Linked DNA regions of Homo sapiens: region 1 is linked to region 2. The links are chromatin contacts, found by Hi-C in ENCODE. All regions are on one chromosome and are shown on one strand. Each heading gives the region's core, a stretch centred on a gene start or an enhancer-like site at or near the end of the contact. The rest is flanking DNA. Distances are from core to core; before and after follow the strand shown. Region 1 holds the start of PCDHB2 (protocadherin beta 2). Region 2 holds the start of PCDHA8 (protocadherin alpha 8).

The links. A loop is a pair of places that touch in the nucleus more often than their neighbours do. Pooled maps may share reads with other maps.
Region 1: a pooled map shows a loop between it and region 2 (2.7-fold over the local background). The contact joins the promoter of PCDHB2 here to the promoter of PCDHA8 in region 2. A Hi-C loop is called at or near these places in 1 of 50 pooled maps.

What each region holds. Positions count from the first base shown.
Region 1 is chr5:141,089,431-141,096,060 of GRCh38, reverse strand. It overlaps PCDHB2 (protocadherin beta 2), which reads right to left and starts at 1,446. Exons shown (of 1, transcript NM_018936.4): 1 at 1-1,446. The coding sequence starts at 1,270. It also overlaps PCDHB@.
Region 2 is chr5:140,836,381-140,842,551 of GRCh38, reverse strand. It overlaps PCDHA8 (protocadherin alpha 8), which reads right to left and starts at 1,365. Exons shown (of 4, transcript NM_018911.3): 1 at 1-1,365. The coding sequence starts at 1,230. All of the region lies in intron 1 of PCDHA1 (protocadherin alpha 1), which reads right to left. The region is part of intron 1 of PCDHA2 (protocadherin alpha 2); the gene reads right to left. All of the region lies in intron 1 of PCDHA3 (protocadherin alpha 3), which reads right to left. It also overlaps PCDHA4, PCDHA5, PCDHA6, PCDHA7 and PCDHA@.

The sequences.
Region 1 (6,630 bases), core at 197-2,696, 250 kb before region 2:
TGATGGTGATGTTGTATTCGGATCTGGTCTCCCGGTCCAGGGCCGTGCTTATCACCAGAGTGTAAAAGTTCTCAACAGAAGGTTTCAAGAAAAAAGGAAGATCATCTTGGATGGAGCACACCATCCTTCCGTTGTCTCCGGAGTCAGGATCTGAAACGCTGAATACAGCAATGAGGGTGTCCTGCAAGTTTTCTGGGATCTGATTGATAAGTGTCGACATAGTTAGTTCCGGAGGATTGTCATTCAAATCCATCACTTGGACAAATACCACACAAGTTCCAGATAGGCCCCCACCATCTGTCGCCTGAATATTTACTGTGTATGTCTGGATGGATTCGAAATCCAGTTTCTGTCTTAAAAGCAGTTCTCCCGATTTTGCACTTAATCGAAACGTTTTGCGAATGTCTTCAGATGCTTGGGAAAATGCATAAGATATTTCTCCATTAGTTCCAATGTCTAAATCCCTGGCAGAGACGATGGCAACCTGGGATCCAACGGGGCTGTCCTCCGGGATCTGCACCTCATAGAGCAGCTTTGCAAACTCTGGGACGTTGTCATTGATGTCCACAACTTCAATCCGTACCAGGGCCGTGCCGGACCTGGGTGGACTCCCGCCATCTAGCGCTGTGAGGGTTAACCTGATCTCAGGCTGCTCCTCGCGATCCAGGGCTCTGTTCAGCACCAGCTGTGGTAATATTATGCCATCGAGACTGTCTTGTAAATTAAGATGAAAGTGGAAATTGGGACTGATTGTGTAATTTTGGAGACTGTTGGTTCCTACATCCAAGTCCTGGGCACGTTCTATTAAGAAAGTAGTTCCAGGAGTGATACTTTCTGGAATTTTCAAAAGTATTTCTTTGTCTAGGAAAACTGGGGAATGATCATTTACGTCCCTAATCCGTAGCTCCGCCTGAAAAAACTGCAAGGGATTTTCTAGTAACACCTGGAAAGGTAGGACACAGGGCTCTGTGGGGCCGCACAGCTCCTCCCGGTCCAATTTCTCATTTAACAACAAATCCCCGGTCTGCCTATCGAACTGCAAATGCATTTTTTTTCCTTTGGAAACGACCCTGGCCCCCCTCACAGCAAGTTCTCCTATCTCCAGCCCCAGGTCTTTTAACAAATTGGCCACAAAGGAGCCACTCTCCGTTTCCTCGGCCACTGAATAGTGCCTAGGCTGGCAACTAGCCTGAGCTATGCCCAGCAAAACAAAGAATATCAGGACTTGCCTTTGTTTCGGAACGCGCTCCTTCCCCTCTCCGGCCTCCATTGCTTTCTGGTCTCTCACCAAACGTGCTCCAGCTCTGGCTCACGTTGTCGCTAACTCTATCTCCCCGTATCTCGCTGATACTGGGATGAGTGGACAATCCTAGGGCCCGGATTTCCCGGAGCGACCGCCTTAGAAAGCCTCCTCTTCCTGCTTGCTGCTTCTTTAGCTGAGTATCTGGGTAAGGGAGCGTCGGCTGGGTGCTTTGTTTCTGCTACTTCTAAGGCTGCAGCGCCACCCCGCGTCTCTTCCGAGTATTTATTTTCTCCTAAACTTTAAGAAAATCCCAGTGCTTTCTTTCAGGCTGATGGCAATCGAAATTGAGTATTTTCAAGTAGTGTCTCTCAGTGTACCGAAGTCTTATTGGCGTTTCGAAAGGCTCTTCATTGCACCCATAGAGACAGGGCAAGAATAAATAAATCTTCACTTCCCTCACAAATCCAAGCTTTTTTTTTTTTTCAAACTGGAAAAAATAAATTTCAGAACCTGGAAGGGAGTGATCTCAGTCCTAGCATGCTTCGGAAAGAAGGCTTAGACTAAGAAAGTTCTATTTTTATTCAGAGTTTGGGCATGTGTGCAACTCAGTGGTGGTTAGATTACCATCATCACACTCAAACCCAGCTGAAAAACAGAGACCCAGGAAAAGCACAGAATCCAAATAAGAGTATTTTAATGGGCACTGAAATAGTCTCCTTACTCATATTTCTTTCTTTGCACTGCTCCCACTTCACATTTTCCTGAACTTTGATGTGTCTGAGCCTCATGAAACTCTCCAAGAGCAGCCAGATATTTCCTTATTGTAAATGTATCAATATTATTTTCCTTTCTAATGCCTAGGAGAACTTTCAACATAACCTCAATTCAATTACCACATCTAGCAAAGAGCAATTTCATAATATTAAATAGCCAGTAAATATTCCAGTTTCCCCAATTATCTTTAAAAATGTCTTTTCAGTGATGGTTTCTTCAATCTGCTTCCAAACAGGGTATATATGTCATTGTTTGTTGTTAGGTTTTTTAATTTTGTCTTTTTGTTTCTTTTTTAATGTTAATATAAAGAAGTTATCAAGCCACAGAATGACATGAAGGAAACTTAAATGCATATTTCTCAGTGAAAGAATCCAGTCTGAAAAGGCAATGATACTGTATAATTCAAATTACATGATACTCTGAAAAAGGCCAAATTATAGAGACATTTAAAAGACAAGTGATAGCTAGGAAGAAGAGGGAGGGGGATGAAGAGGTTAAACATGGGGTACTTTACGATACTACAATGGTAGATACATGACATTATGCCGTTGTCAAAATCCACAGAACTATACAACACAAAGAGTGAACACTAAACTATGAAATTTAGTTAATAATTTACCAGTATTGGCTCATCAATTGTAACAAATGTACCACAGTAATGCAAGATTTTGATAACAGGGAAACTTTGAGTGGGAGAAAATCGGTATGTGAGGGGAACTGTTTGTACTATTTGCTCAATTTTCTGTAAACTCTAAGGCTGCTTTAAAAAATAATTTTACTTTGGGAGGCCGAGGCAGGCAGATCACGAGGTCAAGAGATCAAGACCATCCTGGCCAACCTGGTGAAACCCCATCTCTACTAAAAATACAAAAAAAATGAGCCAGGCATGGTGATGGGTGCCTGTAATCCCAGCTACTTGGGAGGGTGAGGCAGGAGAATCACTTGAACCCGGGAGGCGGAGATTGCAGTGAGCTGAGATCATGCCATTGCACTCCAAGCCTGGTGACAAAGCGAGACTCCATCTCAAAATAATAATAATAATAATAAATATTAGGATGTGTCTCTAAAAGATCCATTGGGTTAAAAAATTGGGGGATGAAGAAAAAAATTAAATATATAGAACAGTTAAAAGAACTATACATAAACTACAACTCTAACCTCCATCCAAACTTAACAATTGTTTATATTTTACCATATTTGTTCTATCTTATTCTGTACACACACCCGCTTTTCTGATGACTTATATGAAAGTAACTTGCAGACATCATATTTCACCTCTAAATATTTCAGCAGGTATCACATAATTATAATATTATCTCATATAATCATAATGGTTCTATCATACCTAAGAAAATTTAAAAAAATTCTACAGTTATCTAAAATCCAGCCCCAATCAAATTTCACTGTCTTTCCATTATCTTTTCCTCAATTTTGATAAGAATTCACACTCACTCAAGTTCCTTTGACAAATGCACTTACTTTTTTAACTATTTGTTATAAGGAATGTCTTAGAAACTTTTTCAACCAACTTTGATAATTGTATTTGGCTATTAGATCTATTTACTCTAGAATACTCCCCCATCTTTAATGACATTAGATTTCTGAAGTGTCCAGACTAGTTGTTTTGTAGGATGTCCTACATTCCAAATTTGATTGTTTCCTCATGGTATCATTTAACCTGTTCTTCTATCCCCTGTATTTTCAGAAAACTGGACTGGATGATTTATTAAATGTAACAATAGCATAATATTTTAAAAAGCTCTCATTTATCATCTTGTAACTGGCTAAAAAAAGGATAATCACAGGTTCCTTTTCTTAACATTTAGAAAACAAATGCCTATCTCTACCTGTTGATATTATTTTTTGCTTTCCATGATTATTACTTTTATATGGATGTTATAATAATTCAAAATATGTTAATTCATTGACATTGAGCATTAAACAAATTCATTGAGGTGAATAACACCCAAGGTCCAAGTCTTTAAAAACAGCTTTTTATATAATCTGCAAAACCTGATTAGGGTCCGAAATAGATGTAGTGAAGATCAGTTATATCATACAGGCAAATTATAACTGGTAGGTTACTCGAAATTTTATATTTAACCAGGTATATGGCTATTTCCTTTGGACAGGTTTTCTGAACTAAAGCAGTTATGGTTAATTTGGGATAACATAAAGGAGAGGAAAATAGGTAATATGAAGAAAATAACATAATCTCTTCTCACAAGCTGGAGAATAGAAAACTTAATATCTAAGATATTTCAGAGGATACAATAACCAAGAACACATTAGGTTTTATTGTGAAAAAAATTTTAAAACCTCTCATGTTGTCATGTGTCCTCACAATTCAGAAGGTTTTACCCATCTTTCATTTCAATGCTATTAACACACCTAGAAATAGAAGTAAGTTTCTCTTTTTCAAAGATTATATAACCAACACCAATATTTTATATTCGTATATAGGTTTCCAGCTTTAAATGCATTATATCCGCTATGCTATTTTAAATCATTTATTTTCTTAAACCTTGATGAGAATACACCTTCCTTCTTTACAAATGCTCTTATTTTCTTAATCTCCTTTAATAAGGAATCATATATATTAGATTATAATTTATAGCATATTTATAAGTCTGAATGAAATATGTTTACATATAGTAATTATTTATATTATAATGAGGGGAATCTATTGCATAATTTAAAAATTATGTTATTACAGTAGGTTTAATTTCTTAGGTTTCGCTTTACTTTTCATATGCTGCACAAGCAGAGACATTATCCTAGGAGTCACTTTCATAATTTTGAAGATTCATTTAATAAAATCTAACATATTAAAATGTTACACAAATAATTTCATATACAGGAATAGAAAAATATTTTCAAAAACATACCAAAAATGAAAGCAAGTCATTACAGTCTTATTACAAAAGTACAGCCATTCAAAAACTAAATAAGAACACATTGTTTGAGTATCTGTCATAATTAAGCTTGCCTCTCTCTTTTTTGGACTAAAGGGTGATTTGATCTTTTGACTGCCATGAGATGAAAATTACAAGAATTAGGAGAAAGGGTAGTCAAAGGGATTTACATGACCATTTTCCTATCAAAGATAATGCCAAATGATATGGAGATATTATCCCCACTAGTATCCCTCTTTCAATAGAGAGGGATCTTCAGCCTTTCAATGCCTTCTGCCCACAAGCTGGCTTTACTTACTCAGCCATAAGATGGCAGAAGAAGGAGGGGTTTTCAGTGATCTAACACTAAGATTCTGCAGAAAATATAAGAGAAATATTCTAGGACAAGAAGGGAGTGTTCTGGCATAGTTTATTACCCTAATCTAGTGTGAAAATTGGGGGCATATTCAACTAATTTACTTTTACCTTATTGAGGATACAAATAAGTTTCCCCATAATCTATCAAGACATACATTTCATGAAGCTCAAGCAAACAAGATTTCAAAATAAAGGTCGGCTACACGTGGTGGCTCACACCTGTAATCCCAGCACTTTGGGAGTCCAAGATGGGTGGATTGCTTGAGTCCAGGAGTTTTGAAGACCAGCCTGCAATGTGGCAAAGCCCCATGTCTACCAAAAAAAAAAAAAAAAAATCAGCCAGGTGTGGTGGCTCACGCCCATAGTCCCAGCTACATAGGGGGCTGGGGTGTTAGCGTCACTTGTGCCCTGGAGGCAGAGGTTGCAGTAAGCCGAGATCACACCACTGCACTCCAGCTTGGGAGACAGAGCGACACCCTGTCTCAAACAACAACAACAACAACAAACAAACAAGCAAATGAAACAAGAAATAAATATAACTCAAAAAGGGGAAATGGTGTTGTTTATTCTCTTCCCACAGTACAAATAAGCAAGAAAAGGTTTTTAAAATGATACCTGCACAAGAATCTTGCCCAATTTTGTTTAAGGAGAACCATCAGAGTCTATTAGGACAATCTGTCCCCTTGAAAATAAAAATCTTGACCAGGACTGCAGATAAAGCTAGATAGACAGATATAGATGGAAATAGAGATGAGAGAGACAGAGGTATGACCTCTTCCAAAAATCTCAGACTTTTTTTTATGATTAAAATAGGTTAAAACTTAAATCAGGTTTAGGTAATCTGGTAGATGATTGAATTTTCACTAAGATCACTATTGAAATTTTACTTTAAAAGAAAATATGGACTGGGTGCTGTGGCTTATGCCTGTAATCCCAGCACTTTGGGAGGCCAAGGCAGGTGGATCACGAGGTCAGGAGATCGAGACCATCCTAGCTAACACGGTGAAACCCTGTCTCTACTAAAAATACAAAAAATTAGCTGGGCATGGTGGCAGGCGCCTGGAGTCCCAGCTACTCGGGAGGCTGAGGCAGGAGAATGGCGTGAACCCGGGAGGCAGAGCTTGCAGTGAGCTGAGATGGCGCCACTGCACTCCAGCCTGGGCAACAGAGCGAGACTCCATCTCAAAAAAAAAAAAAAAGAAAAGAAAATAATATGGCTAAATACAATATCGAAAATTAGTAAATAATGAAGAAATCCAAAGGTGTAGAGAGGGCAAAGAATACGGGGTGAGGGGAAGAAACCTGAAACTCTGACTACAAAATACAAAGCATAAATAATCA
Region 2 (6,171 bases), core at 116-2,615:
GTCCAGCACCAACGAGTAGTAATTCTTGAAGGTGGACACCAGCTTGAAGGGGACATGGGGCATCAGGGAGCAGGTCACCTGCCCGTTGGCACCTGAATCGAGGTCGTTCACGCTAATTAGGGCGATGACAGTACCAAATTGAGCGTCTTCACGTACAGGCAAGGATAAGGAAGTCAGTGCTATCTCAGGGACGTTATCATTTTTATCCAAAATTCTCACTAAAACGGTGCAATGACCCGCCATGGGAGGATGGCCTTTGTCCGTGGCGTCAATGAGGATTTTGTATAAGTTTTCTTGTTCAAAATCCAAATTACCCCGAATCACTATTTCTCCCGTATTTCGATCTATGCTAAAGTGGTCAATAACCATAGTTTCAACAAGGCTATTAAAAGAATATGAAATTGCCCCATTGGCTCCTTCATCCGGATCAGAAGCATTCAGTTTGATAACTGTTGTTCCGTTGTCTGCGTTTTCGAATATTCTTACTTCGTATTCAGACTGTTCGAAAGTGGGAGCATTATCATTCACATCCAGCACTGTGACCAGCAGCTGAACAGTGCCTGTGAGCTCAGGTTTGCCCCCATCTGTGGCTGTCAGGAATAAGTGGTGCGCAGGAGCGTCCTCTCTGTCCAAGGATTTTCTTAATACGAGCTCAACCAGTTTATTCTCATCGTTCTTTGAATTCACATCTAGCATGAAGTAATCATGAGAGCTAAGCCTGTAGGTTAACACGGAGTTAGCTCCAACATCTGCATCGGACGCGCCCTCTAGCGGAAACCGAGAGTCTGGCATTCTGGATTCTGAAACAAACAGCTTTTGGTCTTTTACCCGGAACACTGGCGGGTTGTCATTAACATCCTTCACCTCCACGTCCACATGGAAAACCTGCAGCGGCCTGTCCACGATCACCTCCAGGTGGATGCTGCACTCCGCGCTCCGCCCGCACAGCTCCTCGCGGTCGATCCGAGAATTCACAAACAAAATGCCATTCTGCAGACTTACCTCCAGAAGGTCCCGGTGTCTTTTGGACGCCACCCGGAACAGGCGCGGCACCAGCTCCGCCAGCTCCAGCCCCAGGTCCTGCGCGATCCGGCCCACGAAGGTGCCGTGTTTGGCCTCCTCGGGGACGGAGTAGTGGAGCTGGCCGCTCCCCACCTTCCAGGCTGCGAGGAGCAGAAGCAAGAGTAGTAGTCGCCAGGATCCCAGCTCTCCTCGCCAGTGATAATCCATGTTAAATAGTCGTTTCCTATCAGAAAATATTATCTTAATATAAAGATGAACGACTGTACTTTCAGAGTCTTTTAATCCAATTCCGCTGCATCTCCCGTTGTTCGGCCTTTAGAGACAGATGCTGTCAGAGAAAAGACTTTGAACATTGACCAACCAGAACTTCTTGGTAGACAGCGACATCATGTGGCTTCAAAAGGTAATGATTACATGAATTACTTCCGCAATATCTGGGTTCTTCTATGCACTTTCTATTTCTTTATCATAATTTAATAGTAAATCCTTAACTTTATCAATTGCAGAGGCATTCATACTGTCTGGCTCCTTACATTAGTTTCAGCTAGGGATTTCTTCTTCATAAGGAAAGGAATTTCTTCCCAATATTTCAAATATCGTATCAATTAATAATAAATTTAAGTATGACCTGTATGTCATGGATATCAGAAATGTAAACTGTCCTCCATAGTTTCGTGTGGAAGAAATGCATTAATATTTATTTGGTCACCAGAAACACTGGTATATATTACTCTGAGGTGAGCATATAATTCTAACTTTTCTACATTTTATCTTCTTGTGTTCTTATTGTTAAATTTTTGCTTTTCTTTATTCAATAAATGTCAAATTGCCTGAACCGTTTTATTTACTAAAGTAATAAAAATGTATGTGCATATTCTTTACACTATTTCTCTATATCTCTATAGCTTGTTAAATTCAGCCTCTCACTTAAAACATTTTCCTTTATGATTTCTCTGACATGCCAAACTCTAGCAGTATTGCCATCATTGGCTTGTTAGTTCTTCATCTTTCTTCTGCTCCAAAAAGTGAGTATTTACCAGAATTATGCCTTTAAACTTTTTTCCCCAACTTTTTATTTAACGTTTCTATTTCCACGGCTTTAAACTAGCCTATTATTTGAAGTATTCTTAACTCCATATCTGCAACCCCCTATTTTCATTTTCTACCTGACATTTTTACCTGTATACCCTAACATTGCCTAGAAAATGAGTCGACCAAAGTTAAAAGAATATCTAATCAATAATCACCCAAAACCCAAATCATTAAAAAATCACAATTTTTATAGCATAGTGATTCTCCACATTTACTCATATGTATTTTTATGACTTCTTTTCCTTTGCCTACCATATTTAAAATTTGTATACATCCCATCTCTCCTTTCACGTGTGATAATTTCTGTCCTTATTAGTACAGCTTTCACTCGATTTCACTAAAATCTTCAACAAGTTTATCTTTCTATTGACTAATTGTCAAGACATTAGACTTCCATCTGGGAGATACGCTACGTGACCATGAGCCAATCTTCTCAGTGCTAAGGCTAACCACTTTCCAATAGGAGTCATATTTTACAGAAAATATGTTGTCTCCTTCTTGGCACACTCTTTGTTCAAGGTTTTTCTTCTATTACTTCATCTTTTTCTGTCAAAATTCTATTCATCTTTCAAAGTCCACCTCAAAAGTAAATTCTCCATGGATTCATCATGAATGCCTTCATAGTAGGCAATTAAGAGCTCCTCCAAATTTCTACAAAATTCTTACCAAAAACGTAGGTTAAATAGGAAAGGCAAATAAGGGTATTTTCTGTGAAATGATTTAAATTTGTCATCACATTATTTACCCAAAAAAATCTCTGTAGTTGACTCTAAATAGTAGCAAACAATTTGTAAAGAAAATAGTATTTCTCGATATCTCAGGAGTTTGAGACCAGCCTGGGCAACATGGTAAGACCCCATCTCTACAAAAAATACAAAAATTAGTTGGGCATGGTGGTGTGTGCCTATAGTCCCAGCAACTTGAGAGGCTGAGGTAGGAAGATCACTTGAGCCCAGGAGGCAGAGATTGCAGTAAGCCCAGATTGTGCCACTGCACTGCAGTCTGGGCTACAGAGTGAGACCCTGTCTCAAAAATAATAATCATCATCATCATCATAATAATTGATGAATACAGCTTAGGTGGCTAAGGAGGATCCCCTATCAACTTCAGGTATTTCCCAATATAAATAGGATATTTAAAACTTTAATAATATGCTAGGAAGGTTTTAAATATACATGCATGTAAGCATAAAAGCAAAGCAATAAAAACAGATTACAGTTACATCTTTGAAGGTCAAAGATATTTATAGATTTTTCCACAAAACTGAATATCTTTCAACAAGAGCAGCAAACTTGGTCTGCTTATGTGAATGACATATTATGGCTTAATGGTAAATAATTCTATTGATTATCAGACAGGTTTTTGACTTTGCATACCTCTATCCTTATTCACGTTGAAAAGAAAACAGTAACATATCCTAAAATAATTTACTAAAGTATATTAGAATATTAGGAACAGTGAAAATTGTCAGTTCTGGGTTTTTATTTTATTTTATTTTATTATTTCATTTTATTTTATTTTTGAGGCAAGGTATTGCTCTGTCACCTAGGCTGGAGTTCAGTGGCATGATAACTGCAGCTTGGACCTCCCTGGCTTAAGTGATCCTCCCACCTCAGTTTCTTGAGTAGCTGAAACTACAGACATGCATCACCATGCATAGCTAATTTTACAAAGTCTCTACAAAAGATGCACAAGCTGGTCTCAAACTACTAGACTGAAGCAATCCTCCTGCCTCGGCCTCCCGAAATGTTGGGGTTAAAGGTGTGTGCCACCATGCCCCGTTAACTATCATTTTTTTGACCAACCAAATTATTTGTAAAAAATTTTTAAAAGTCTAGACAATTCGGTTATTGTTTCATTAATGTCCCTAATACAGTACTGGATGAATAAATCATGATATATCCATAAAAGAAAATAAGATGCAAATACTTTTAAAAATAAGAAAGCAAATAATCAAAAACAAGGAATAAGCGCTAATGAAATAATATGCCACAAAACCCAATATATAATTTAGGCCGGATGCGGTGGCTCACTCCTGTAATCCCAGCACATTGGGAGGCTGAGGCAGTCAGATCACTTGAGTCCCAGATTTCGAGACCAGCCGGGGCAACATGGTGAAACTCTGTTTCTACTAAAAATACAAAAAAAAAAAAAAATTAGCATGGCTTGGTTGTTGGCGTCTTTAATCCCAGCTACTTGGGAGACTGAGGCATGAGAACTGCTTGTACCAGAGAGGCGGATTTTGCAGTGAGCTGAGATTGCACCACTGCACTCCAGAGAGGGCGACAGAGTAAAACTCTGTCAAACACACACACACACACACACACACACACACACACACACACACACACACACACACTATATATATATAACTTAAAGTGGAAAACCAAAAAGTGCAGAAAGGTAGGTTTCTACTGTAATCACTTCTTTTTTTAAAAAAAAGGAAAGATGAAAGGCAGGCTGGGTGTGGTTGTTCGTGTCTGTAATCCCAATACTTTGGGAGGCCAAGGTAGGAGGATCGCTTGAAGCCAGGAGTTCAAGACCAGCCTGGGAAACAAGACTCCACCCTGTCTCTACAAAAATAAAATAAAATTAGCCAGGCACAATGACATGCAAACTGTATTCCCAGCTACTCCAGAGGCTGAGATGGGAGGATCCTGTGAGCCCAGGACTTTCAGGTTGCAGTGGGCTATAATCCCACCACTGCATTTCAGCAGCCTGGGTGATGGAGTGAGAGCGTGTCTTGAAAGAAGAAAGAAAAAAGAAAAAGAATGAAAGAAAAAGGAAGAAAGAAAGAAAGAAAGGAAGGAAGGAAGGAAGGGGCAAATTATAAAATATATATATTGGCGATTTACAATTTGGTGATTGTAAATATATTTATATAATTTGGCAATAATAATCTTGGGAATATACAAAAAAAGTAAACTGCTTCAGAAATTCAGAAAGGTAAAGTAAATGGTTTGGGGTTTGAGGAGGCAAGGAGATTTTTTACTACGTACTAGATTTCACTCTTTGAAATTTTGAATGTGAATATATTTCTTATACAAACAAGGAACAAAATAAAAAATACTATTAAACTGCCATTTAAACTATTTTAAATTGTTCATATTAATTCTTCATGAACATGGCAAATACATCTCAACAAAGTAAGTTAAAAAGAAGTCAGTGCTACACAAATATGATAAAAAGAAGATAAATAGATGTAAAAGAAATGCTTAAAATTCAAGTTCTAGACTAAAGATAAAAAGGCAAAATTGAACAGATGATTTTGACACAGCTATATTTTATAAAATGAGGACAATACATAGAATAAAATATTAGGTAACATATATATTAAATTTGTTTACTATAACATTTATAGGTATTGATTATCAAAATATGGAAATGTAAATATTTGATTTTGTAAATACACTATAGAAGAAAGGTGAATCCATTGCTCCAGTTAGCAAAGTCCTCCTCCAAAAATGGAGAGTAGCCAACATAAACCATAGATTTTGATCTATAGTATTACGCATCCCAAAACAAAAGTGTATATTAAACGTACTTCCAAATAATTAGTGCAAATACAGCATAACATTAAAAAATAATAATTATACATAAAGCTATCAACTAAAAAAGAAATTATGAAAGAAAATTTAAGGAGACCAATTGAACTAATTGTTTTAAAATTGTTGGAAACAAGATTATTTATGACTCACATTGTCTGTAGAGGATGGACCCTGAGGAAGGCTGGGACTGAAGGCCATGAGGTCTGTCTTGGGTGGGCCCTCCCCAGAGCACACCCTCTGCCGCCTCTGCTGGGAGAATGACCAGCTCCCCACCGCGCTGGAGCACACCAGAGTGGGCTTTACCAAACTACATGCGCCCTCAGAGGACGGCGCTGAGCACCGCAACGCCGTGTACAGCAGCAGGGTAAGCACCAACAGACTGGACACCGCGCAGATGGCGATGATCAGGTACACGTTGACATCCACCAGCTCGGTCTCTGGGCCTGCAATGCCCAACGATGCCCGCGACGACGCCTTTGGTGCCTGGCCGCTTTCCACCAGCGACACC